Linked DNA regions of Homo sapiens: all the other regions are linked to region 1. A link is a contact called in ENCODE Hi-C or POLR2A ChIA-PET data. All regions are on one chromosome and are shown on one strand. Each heading gives the region's core, a stretch centred on a gene start or an enhancer-like site at or near the end of the contact. The rest is flanking DNA. Distances are from core to core; before and after follow the strand shown.

Region 1 (2,932 bases), core at 181-2,680:
CTGCCACCGAGGCTACCGCGGGAGCCACCATGCCTGCCCCGTTGACCGGCTGCGCCGCCGACGTGACGCTGGGCAGCGTGTTCTGGCTGTGCAGTTCGGCCAGGGCGCGCACGAAGCCCTCGGCGAAGCCCTCCTGCTCATCTGTCACGTTCTTGGGGCACAGGAACTGGGTGGGGGTCGGCGTGGTGGTGATGTGCCCGTTGCTGGACTGGATTATCAGGCGCTCCAGCTCGGGCGACGCCAGCTTGAGCAGCCCCACGTCGGGCGAGGTGAGGAGGTCCGAGTTCTTGGCGCGGAGGTGCGGCTTCAGGCTCCCCACTGGGTCGGCCAGGTTCAGGGTCATGCTCTGTTTCAGGATCTTGGGGTTACTGTAGCCATAAGGTCCGCTCTCGGACGGGAGGAACGAGGCGTTGAGGGCATCGTCATAGAAGGTCGTTTCCATCTTTGCAGTCATAGAACAGTCCGTCACTTCACGTGAGGTTAGTTTGGGCTGCGCGCACAAGTTTCGGGGCCGCAACAGGGCTGTGGCAAGCGGGGGACACCCGCGCCCCCCGGAGCCTTTGACAGGGAAAGTTTCTCTAAGAGCGCACGCACCCGCTGGCTGTCGTCCCCGCTGCGCCCTCCTCACCAGCTCGCTCCAGGGAGCGCAGGGTTAATTAAGATGCCTCCCGCACTCTTACTTGTCGACTCGCGCGCGCTACCCGGCTTTGAAAAGTCGCGGTCACTCACTGAGCGCTCTTCGTGCGCAGCGGTTCCTCGGAGTCCGCAGGCGAACTCACTTCCCAGAGCAGCGGCTCTCCCCGCGGAGCGGATCAGTGCGGACCCTGCAGTGGCCGGCCGGCGGCGGGTCTTGGCCGCCCGGACTCCGACGACTTGTCCCCTCCTCCGCTGCTAGGGGGAGGGGGCGCCCGGCAGCCGCGGCTCGCGCTCGCCCAAGTTCAACAACCGGTGCGAGCGAAGCTGAGCGCACGTCCTTCTTCTCTTGCGTGGCTCTCCGCCGCCTTCTGGTCTTTACCGCCGTGGAGAAGCCTAAGACGCAGGAAAGGCTTGCAAAAGTTGGCTCCGGGACTCTGCCACTTGTCTCCGGTCCTCCCAGCCGGGAAAGTTCTTTGCTGCTGCAGCCGCTCGCCGACTTCCCCCGGCGGGCGCGTGGGTACCGCTGCTTTCCGCCGCTGTCAACAGCGCCTGGGCAGCAGGGCTCTCCTCCCGGGGGCGGCTGGAGACCAGGCTCTCTGGACACTCCCGAAACACCAGCCCGGGAGCCACAGGCGCTAGCTCTGGGCAGTTAGAGAGAAGGTGAAAAGAAAATAAGATTTGCAGTTCGGACTATACTGCCGACCTGGCTGGCTGGCTGTGTCTGTCTGTCTGCCTGACTCCGCGCACCTCCACTCCCGCCTCGCTGCTTCAGCCACACTCAGTGCAACTCTGAGCCCTTATCCAGCCCGAGCTCAACACTTATCTGCTACCAGTCAACCCCTAAAAATAGCCCATGATGTCACCCCAAGGCCTTCCCATTGGCTCGCGTCGCTCTCAGGGGGGCGGGCCCGCCCGTCACCATGGAGACTCCACCCTAGAAGATTCTTCTCTGGGCCCGCGGAGGCTCACGGGATGAGGTAATGCTCCGCTGCCCTCCTACAGTCGGGCCCTTCTTTCTCCTACCCTCCCCCCTGCCGCACGCCTCTCGGCCCTCTCTTCCCCGGTCCCCTCCCCGGGCCGTTTTTCCCGGCCCGCCCGGTGCATTGTGGGCTGACGTCTTGGGGTTTGACTGTCTAGTGACGGTGGCTGCCGCGAGCGGGCGGACGCTCGCAACCTCTGATGGAGGGGGGCTCAAGTTCACGGCTGCGGACGGGGATGCGGGGGATGCAGGGACCCGGGAGGCCAGGGAACCTGGCCAGTTGTTTTGGGCCAGGGGTGCGGGCGAGGGGTGGTTGTTGTTTCCCCACTTGTGGGGCCCGAAGTCATCCACCGGCGGCCGCCACCGCGCGGGGCTGGAGGCTGAGAATCCAAGTACGCTGCCACCCCCCCGCACTTCCGGGGGGGCGGGAATACCGCCCTTAAGGTGGCTCTGTGAAGTCCCAGGTGGGGGCGAGCCTAAGGGGACTTAAGTTTAGGGGCGGTCTCCCGAGAGTCGGCCCCCCACGTTGAGAACACTCCGAAGTTTGCATCTCGGTCAAGTTCAGGAGCGACGGTCCGCGGGGTCGTCTGGCTGCTCGTAGAAGCCGAGAGATTTGTATTGCCCGAAACTGGACGCTCAGCTGAGTCTCCGTTGCACCCCACTTCATCCTCCGGGACCGTGGGGGAAAGGGCGCGGGGGTTCACAGCTTTGCCTCGGAGGGGCAGTTTTTATAGTGGGCGCAATTGGTGGGTAACAGGGTCCAGATGGGAACAAGCGTGTAGGCGATCCGAAACTCGGGGAACCCCGGTGTTAGTCTACTCCCCCTCCCGCCCCCGGACAACACGCACACGCTTAACACAACACGCACAACATAACGCGCGCGCGCGCGCACACACACACTCCATCCGCGCCGAGTTGCTTCCGGGAAAACAAGCCCAGAAGGCGGCGGACACTCGCATAAAGTCACGCAGTAGTACTCGGAGCCCGGGGTAGAACCTGGACTTCAAATCTCTGCACTCCCGGCCGGGTGGTGGGCGCATATCCTGGGTAGCCTCTAGGAAGCGCTAGACACATGTAAGTGGTTCCTTTTCCGCGGTTATTTTATTCTCCCCCCGCCCCCCACCCCTTAGGGACGAAAGTGTGTGGTGGAAAGAATCCCGAAGTCGGGAATCCTGGTTCTTTCGTGGCCAGGCTACCACAGTGTGAAGCAAGCAAATCACGGAACTCCTCCGAGCTTCATTTCCCTCATCTGCAGGTGGGGCCGGTGCCGTCCACCTCACTGGGCTGCCAGGAGTTAGTGTGACAGGGTCGCCTGCA
Region 2 (2,932 bases), core at 316-2,815, 8.1 Mb after region 1:
GTATTTAGTTATGGTAGTGAGGAACAGATACCAGCAAAGGATCTGGGAAAGGTGAAACCATGAACCAAGACAAGAACTAGGAAGAGTGGTTTCTCAGAACCCAAATAAAGCTTTTCAAAGATCGAGAAGCGATAAACCCGACCGACACTGCTTCATTCAAAAAGAATGAAACTGTGGATCAGCCATTGTATTTGGTTGCATGGCTATTGCTGGCTTTCATAGAAGCTGTTTTGATGGAGTGGTAGGATGGACAAAAGCGTGAGTACCATATTCAAGAGAGAATGCAAGGTTCTCTCCCAAGAACTCTCAACAAGTTCCGCTGAAGAAAGATTAGCTGAGGTGGAGGAGATTGGAGAGGGGAAGAGAAAACAAATTACTTAGGGAATTTTGGGGGAACTTAGTGGGCAGCATTACGGGCAGCGCTAAGGAACCATTTAAAGTAAGACAAGTCCACACAGCTGTGTGCTTTTCTACAGTCTTGTTCAACTGCTGCATAACAACAGAATGTTGGAAGCAGGAATTAGTTTTAAAGTAAGATGGTATTGACGAGACGACAATAAAATACCTCTACTACAGAGCACAGCAATGTTCGGCCTGGTGGCTCACAGAAGCTGAGGCTCTTGAACGTCTGGGCACAGCATGAAAGCATCAAGCTTGAGAGACTGCAGGCCTTAACAAACTAGAAGTGCTAGAACGATGGTTCTAAACCAGGTCTTTTCTCACACAGCAAGCACAGCAATAGAGATTTATTTTATCTTATTTTTTAGACAGAGTCTCGCTCTGTTGCTCAGGCTCGAGTGCAACGGCACGATCTCGGCTTACTGCAACCTCCGCCTTCCGGGTTCAAGGGATTCTCCTGCCTCAGCCTCCCAAGTAGCTGGGATTACAGGCATGTGCCACCACGTCCGGCTAACTTTTTGTATTTTTAGTACAGACGGGGTTTCACCATGTTGGCCAGCCTGGACGCTAACTTCTGACCTCAGGTGATCCACCCCACTCGGCCTCCCAAAGTGCCGGGATTACAGGTGTGAGCCACCGCGCCCAGCCCAGTAGAGATTCTTTTAAAGACTGCGGTAGGTCGATAAAGGAGACATTGTGGCCTAGGAGCTTCAAGGTCTACAGACTGAACCCAGTTAGGGTAGGGCCCCTTTCCAAATCCAGAAATGGTATCTATTAATAGAAGGGCTCCCTCCGGGTCCCAGGGGGATGGACTACGGTTTTTAGCGCCGGAACTTACAACCCGAAGTTCTGCTGCTTGTGACTGCCTGCCGGAGAGACTGGCATGGTGGCGACCAGCTGGGGAGTGGTGCACCACCCCTTTTTTTGGCCGCCTCTGAAGTCCCTGTACCCCCAAGCTCCTCCGTTAGCGGCTCGGGCCGAGGCTCCGGAATGTTTGCCGGGCGTCATGGCGACGGTGGAGCCCTGGCTCAACAAGCGGCCGCGCGGTTGGCTGGCGGCACGAGGCCGAGGAGGAGGGCGGAGGCGGAGGGGAGGGCAGAGGGTTGGTGGAGCTGGAGGAAGCTCCGGACGACGACTGGAAGAAGGAGGCGGGCGGCCCGGGCCTCAGGCCCCTCCCAGGCTCTGAGTCTCCCGGCTGCAGGCGGATGGATGGGGCTTCTTCAGGCGGTGGCGGCAGCAGCGAAGGTGGCGGCGGCAGCAGCGGCAGCGGCTGTAAGTGCAGCCTCCACAAGCCATCTCTCCCCTTCTATTCCAGTTTGGGATGAGGGGCTCCTGAGGTGTCCTCAGTCCCCTTTCTCTCCTTCCCCTCCCCCACGGCAGTGTACCGCCCGGAAGACCCTTAACTTCCGGGGAGGGGCTGCCGCAGAACGCGCCTGGCTTGCTCTCCGCCGGCTGCCAAAGGCGCATGCGCAGCTTCCTCCCTCTGGCCATCGACTGCCTCCCAGCGCCGCCTTTTTGCCTTCGCGGTGGTGGCGCCGCGCTGGGAATCCGCTGCGGAGTGAGTTCGCCTCGCCCCGTTCGCTTCGGTCCCTGATCCCAGTCGGGGTGGGGCTAAGCTGACCACCCTGCTGTGGCTCCGCCTCTTTCTCCTGTATTTCCCTCACTTGTGTCCCATCCCCGGGAGGCTCTCGCTTGCACTGCAGCCTTTATGGTGAGCAGCGCCCTGGGCCAACTTGCCCTTTTCGGATGGAGTCAGGGAGGGAGGAGAGACTCGAATAGGGTATTACTGTAAGGAAACGAGGTCCTCCTAGCGCGTGGGAGGATCCCTTGGGACAGATGCCCGCCGCTCTTTACTCTTGTTCTTTCAGCTTGTAGTGGCTAGGTCCCTGGCCTGGAGCCTATCTGTGGTCCCTGCATGCTGTGTAACCTTGAGCGAGTCACTATCCCTCTCTGGGCTTCAGTTTTCCCTATTTAAAGCTTCCTCCAACGCTAGAATTCTGCATTTCTGCAGAAGAACTTATGTAATTACAAGATTGACTTGGCTATTGAGGCCGCTTCACCAAGATGACCCGGAGTTGACTGAACCTTCTTCACTTATGGGTGGAATGAGGCGACCTATTTATTGGGTCGCTTTTATTCCTTTATCATTAGTTACAAATTGCATGACTTAAGGCTCATTAAATGTTTTTCTAAAATTGTCATGGGATCCTTGTCCTGATTCCCGACCATCTTTTTAAAAATGCGAAACAGGGTGGATGGTGAGCTTGTATCATCGTTTCTGTCTCCTTGCTACTGAGGCTCTCTTTCCTTTGATCCAGATGGTGTGGTCGCTCGATTCTCCCAGTGCCTGGCTGAGTTTCGGACGTGGTTAAGAACCAACTGGTTGAGGTTCAATGCAGACAAGACGGATGTGATGCTGGTAGGCAGGGGTACACTTGGAGATTAAGGGAGGGAAAATCCAAACTCCCTCAAGTAATATAAGATTATATTACTCTTCTTATATGTTCCAGTGTTTGAGAACTGATGGGCCAAA
Region 3 (2,932 bases), core at 293-2,792, 6.3 Mb after region 1:
GAAAAAATAAATGGAAGTGAGTGACAGATGAGTAGAATCACTAAAATGCCACCAGGTGTCACAATTGTTACTTTGCCACACATTGTTTTCCGGTACCTTTTGCTATGTTCAGGATCCTTTTACAAAAGCAGCAATAGCCGGGTATGTGGGTATCCCAATTTTCCCATGACACCCCTGCTAGCCGTTCTAGAACCCTGGACTTTTACACTAATCTCCCTAATATAACAGTAATAATGTAATACTTGGGGTCCCCAATCATCACATGGAACACAGCAGTGGAAAATAGAAACACAAACATGAAATAACAATATTTCATACAGTCACCACTTTTGAAATTAATCCATGGGGCTAGGCACAGTGGCTCATGCCTGTAATCCCAGCAGTTTGGGAGGCCAAGGCGGATGGATCACCCGAGCTTAGGAGTTCAAGACCAGCCTGGCCAACGTGGGGAAACCCCATCTCTACTAAAAATACAAAAAATCTGCCGGGCGTGGTGGCACACACCTGTAGTCCCAGCTACTCTGGAGGCTGAGACAAGAGGATCGCTTGAACCTGGGAGGTGGAGGTTGCAGTGAGCCAAGATCGCGTCACTGCACTCCAGCCTGGAAGACAGAGAGAGACTCTATCTCAAAAAAAAAAAAAAAAAAAGAAAGAAAAAAAGAAAAGAAATTAATTCATAGATGAAAAGGAGTAATGCAGGCCTGAGCTGTCCAATGAAGTATATAATGCAAGCTACACATGTAATTTTTAATTCTCTAGTAGCCACACTAATAAACAGGTGGAATTAATAGCATATTCATTTAACCCAATATATCTAAAATATTATCATCTGAACATGGAATCAACATAAAATTAATGGGCTATTCTACTTTTTTTGCATTCTTTGAAATCTGAAGATTACTTTGCACTTACATATCCCAATTCTAAATTTTCATCAAAATACTTAATTTGCGTTTGGATTTCAAAACACTTAGTTTCAAAAGTAGATGCGTAAGCTCAAGTATGTTTCCAAATATAAATAAGCTTTCCAATAACTAAATCAAGTTATCAAAGTCTAAAATTAAATAAAATTTAAAATTGAGCTCTTCCTCACCCTAGCCATATTTCAGGTGGTTAATAGCCACGTGGCTAGTGGCTACCATATTAGGGCAGGTATCCTGTCTCTGTCACCTGGATTCTTTTAAACCCGAACCAGAGTAAAAGATGTTACCCCATCAACCAGAAAGTCATCTTACAGCACCCACCAAGTGCTCAAATTATACCAAGTATTTTCTGCTCCACTTCCAATCTTTAAGTTGTCAACACTTCAGTGATTATCGTTTATTAGGTAGCCCTTCCAAAAGACTGAGTATTTTAGCTCAGAGAGGAAAGCATATCTCAATTCAGGGACTGAATGGAGACACTGAGTGAGATTCAAAGACAAGAAGTTAATTTCCAAGGTAGAGGTGGAAAATCCTGACATCCTTACTTCTTTGTCCAGGGTATCAGTCACCTACAAAAGTTACAATTATTGTTTATCACAATTATTGTTTATGAGCCTCTCAACTTACATACTCACAGCAGCTGTCACTGCATCCTCAGGTTCTCTGTCTTCAAGTGCCCTCCTAGCTTCCTGAAACAACCTTCTCTATCTAGAGCAGATTCTGCAGAGAGGCCCCTCTTTAATTCATATTCTGAAACGTGCTTGTTATTGTTGACGTACAAAAACTTATGAATAATTCAATAAATGAATCTTGAACCATCCTATTTATCATTCAGTGGTCTAGGTACCCAACTCTAGAGGAAAGCTTTTCTGAAATACACGGTAAGTATCCCCCAACCCTCCCTCAAAGGAACCAATTATGAACACTATACAGTCTTCTCTCCCTTCTCACTCCCCATGTCAAAGTTCATTGTGTTCCTCCTGCAGCTGATTTAAAAGTTGATCTTTTCAAGGAGCTGGATTCCTAAGGTAGTTCTATTTTGAGCCTTCTTCCTGTTCTGAAGCTAAAGTTGGAAGGGCTTAGGTGGTGATGTCATGGAAGGGAGACTGTTGGTTTTTATAGGAGGGTCTTCTCTGGCAACTCTGGGGATGCTCAAATGGGGAAAACTCAGAGTGTTACTTTTGATCTTTTCCCCCCTCCTTCCCTTTATAGAATATCAGCTATTCCTTAGCCAGCAAGAAAACAAGTTCAAATAAGCCTGCAAACAGATTTACATATTTTACATGCTAAACATCTAATAAATGAAAAGACTGAGAAAAAGAAAAATGCCTCACTGTAAGGAACAGAGGGTGACAACCTCTTTCTCCACCCCTCTCCCCAAATATCTATCACAGAACAAGGGGCAAAGAGGAGGGGAGGGTCGACTGGTAAGCAGAATAAAGGGATTATAAAGCTAGGAGGCTTTTAGAGGGAAACGCTGTTGGAATATTCAGGACAGGAGACCCTTGGGTCCCTGCTCTTCCTCTGTGTTTTCCTCCCTTTTGGAATGGTTAGACTTGGGCTGGGTGTGTCTTCTGCTTGGGAGGCGTTTTTTTTGGCGCTGGAAAAGCAAAAGGGGCCAGGGTGGGGCCTGGGGAAAGAAAGCCAGAGACAGGCTGCTTAGGCCTGGCTCTGGGTTAAGCTTAAGGGGAAAATAAAGGGGGCTACGGAGGGACAGCAGATTCCATTAGAAGACCCAGAGGGGAATAAAAAACAGCGCACTGGCCAAAGGGGGTCACTTCTCTCTCTCCCTCAACCTAGGCCCAGGAGCTATTTGCTGGTTGGTGGGGGACAGGTCCAGAGGGAAGAGAAAATCCCAAAACATCTGCAGATCACAACTTGCCGGGGGAAAGGGGGGCTGGGGACAGACATGCCAAATTAAATCAGCAGGTGAAAGCAGCAATTTTTGGCCAATGCTGGGATTGCGGAGAGGACTAACTAAGAACCCTGGAGAGCAGGGGATTCCCTGG

The links. Hi-C counts contacts between places; a loop is a spot of excess contacts on that map. ChIA-PET counts read pairs that join two places held with the same protein, here RNA polymerase II (POLR2A). Pooled maps may share reads with other maps.
Region 2: a loop to region 1 is called in a pooled map, with 10 times the contacts of the local background. The contact joins the promoter of MIER1 here to the promoter of JUN in region 1. A Hi-C loop is called at or near these places in 2 of 50 pooled maps. POLR2A ChIA-PET finds 5 or more read pairs at or near these places in 2 of 52 experiments (T-cell and activated CD4-positive, alpha-beta T cell).
Region 3: a loop to region 1 is called in a map of CD8-positive, alpha-beta T cell, with 6 times the contacts of the local background. The contact joins the enhancer-like site here to the promoter of JUN in region 1. A Hi-C loop is called at or near these places in 2 of 168 maps with a recorded cell type or tissue (CD8-positive, alpha-beta T cell and naive thymus-derived CD4-positive, alpha-beta T cell) and 4 of 50 pooled maps.

Annotation. Positions count from the first base shown.
Region 1 is chr1:58,782,617-58,785,548 of GRCh38, forward strand. It overlaps JUN (Jun proto-oncogene, AP-1 transcription factor subunit), which reads right to left and starts at 1,431. Exons shown (of 1, transcript NM_002228.4): 1 at 1-1,431. The coding sequence starts at 454. JUN-DT (JUN divergent transcript) reads left to right here and starts at 2,535. Exons shown (of 2, transcript NR_108106.1): 1 at 2,535-2,689. RefSeq lists enhancers at 1,129-1,876, 1,391-1,650, 1,877-2,622.
Region 2 is chr1:66,923,425-66,926,356 of GRCh38, forward strand. It overlaps MIER1 (MIER1 transcriptional regulator), which reads left to right and starts at 1,566. Exons shown (of 14, transcript NM_001077700.3): 1 at 1,566-1,671; 2 at 2,718-2,818. The coding sequence starts at 1,605. It overlaps DNAI4 (dynein axonemal intermediate chain 4), which reads right to left and starts at 1,432. Exons shown (of 17, transcript NM_024763.5): 1 at 1,238-1,432. The coding sequence starts at 1,407. RefSeq lists enhancers at 1,135-1,294, 1,585-1,864 and a silencer at 1,435-1,554.
Region 3 is chr1:65,063,176-65,066,107 of GRCh38, forward strand. It overlaps a transcript of JAK1 not described here. Among named protein-coding and RNA genes, the nearest start is that of MIR101-1, 6.1 kb to the left of the region's middle. Within about 2 kb of position 1,543, at least 3 of the 41 ENCODE cell types and tissues checked have a DNase peak (open chromatin) inside an H3K27ac peak, as active enhancers do; they include CD8-positive, alpha-beta T cell, where a contact is called at or near this core.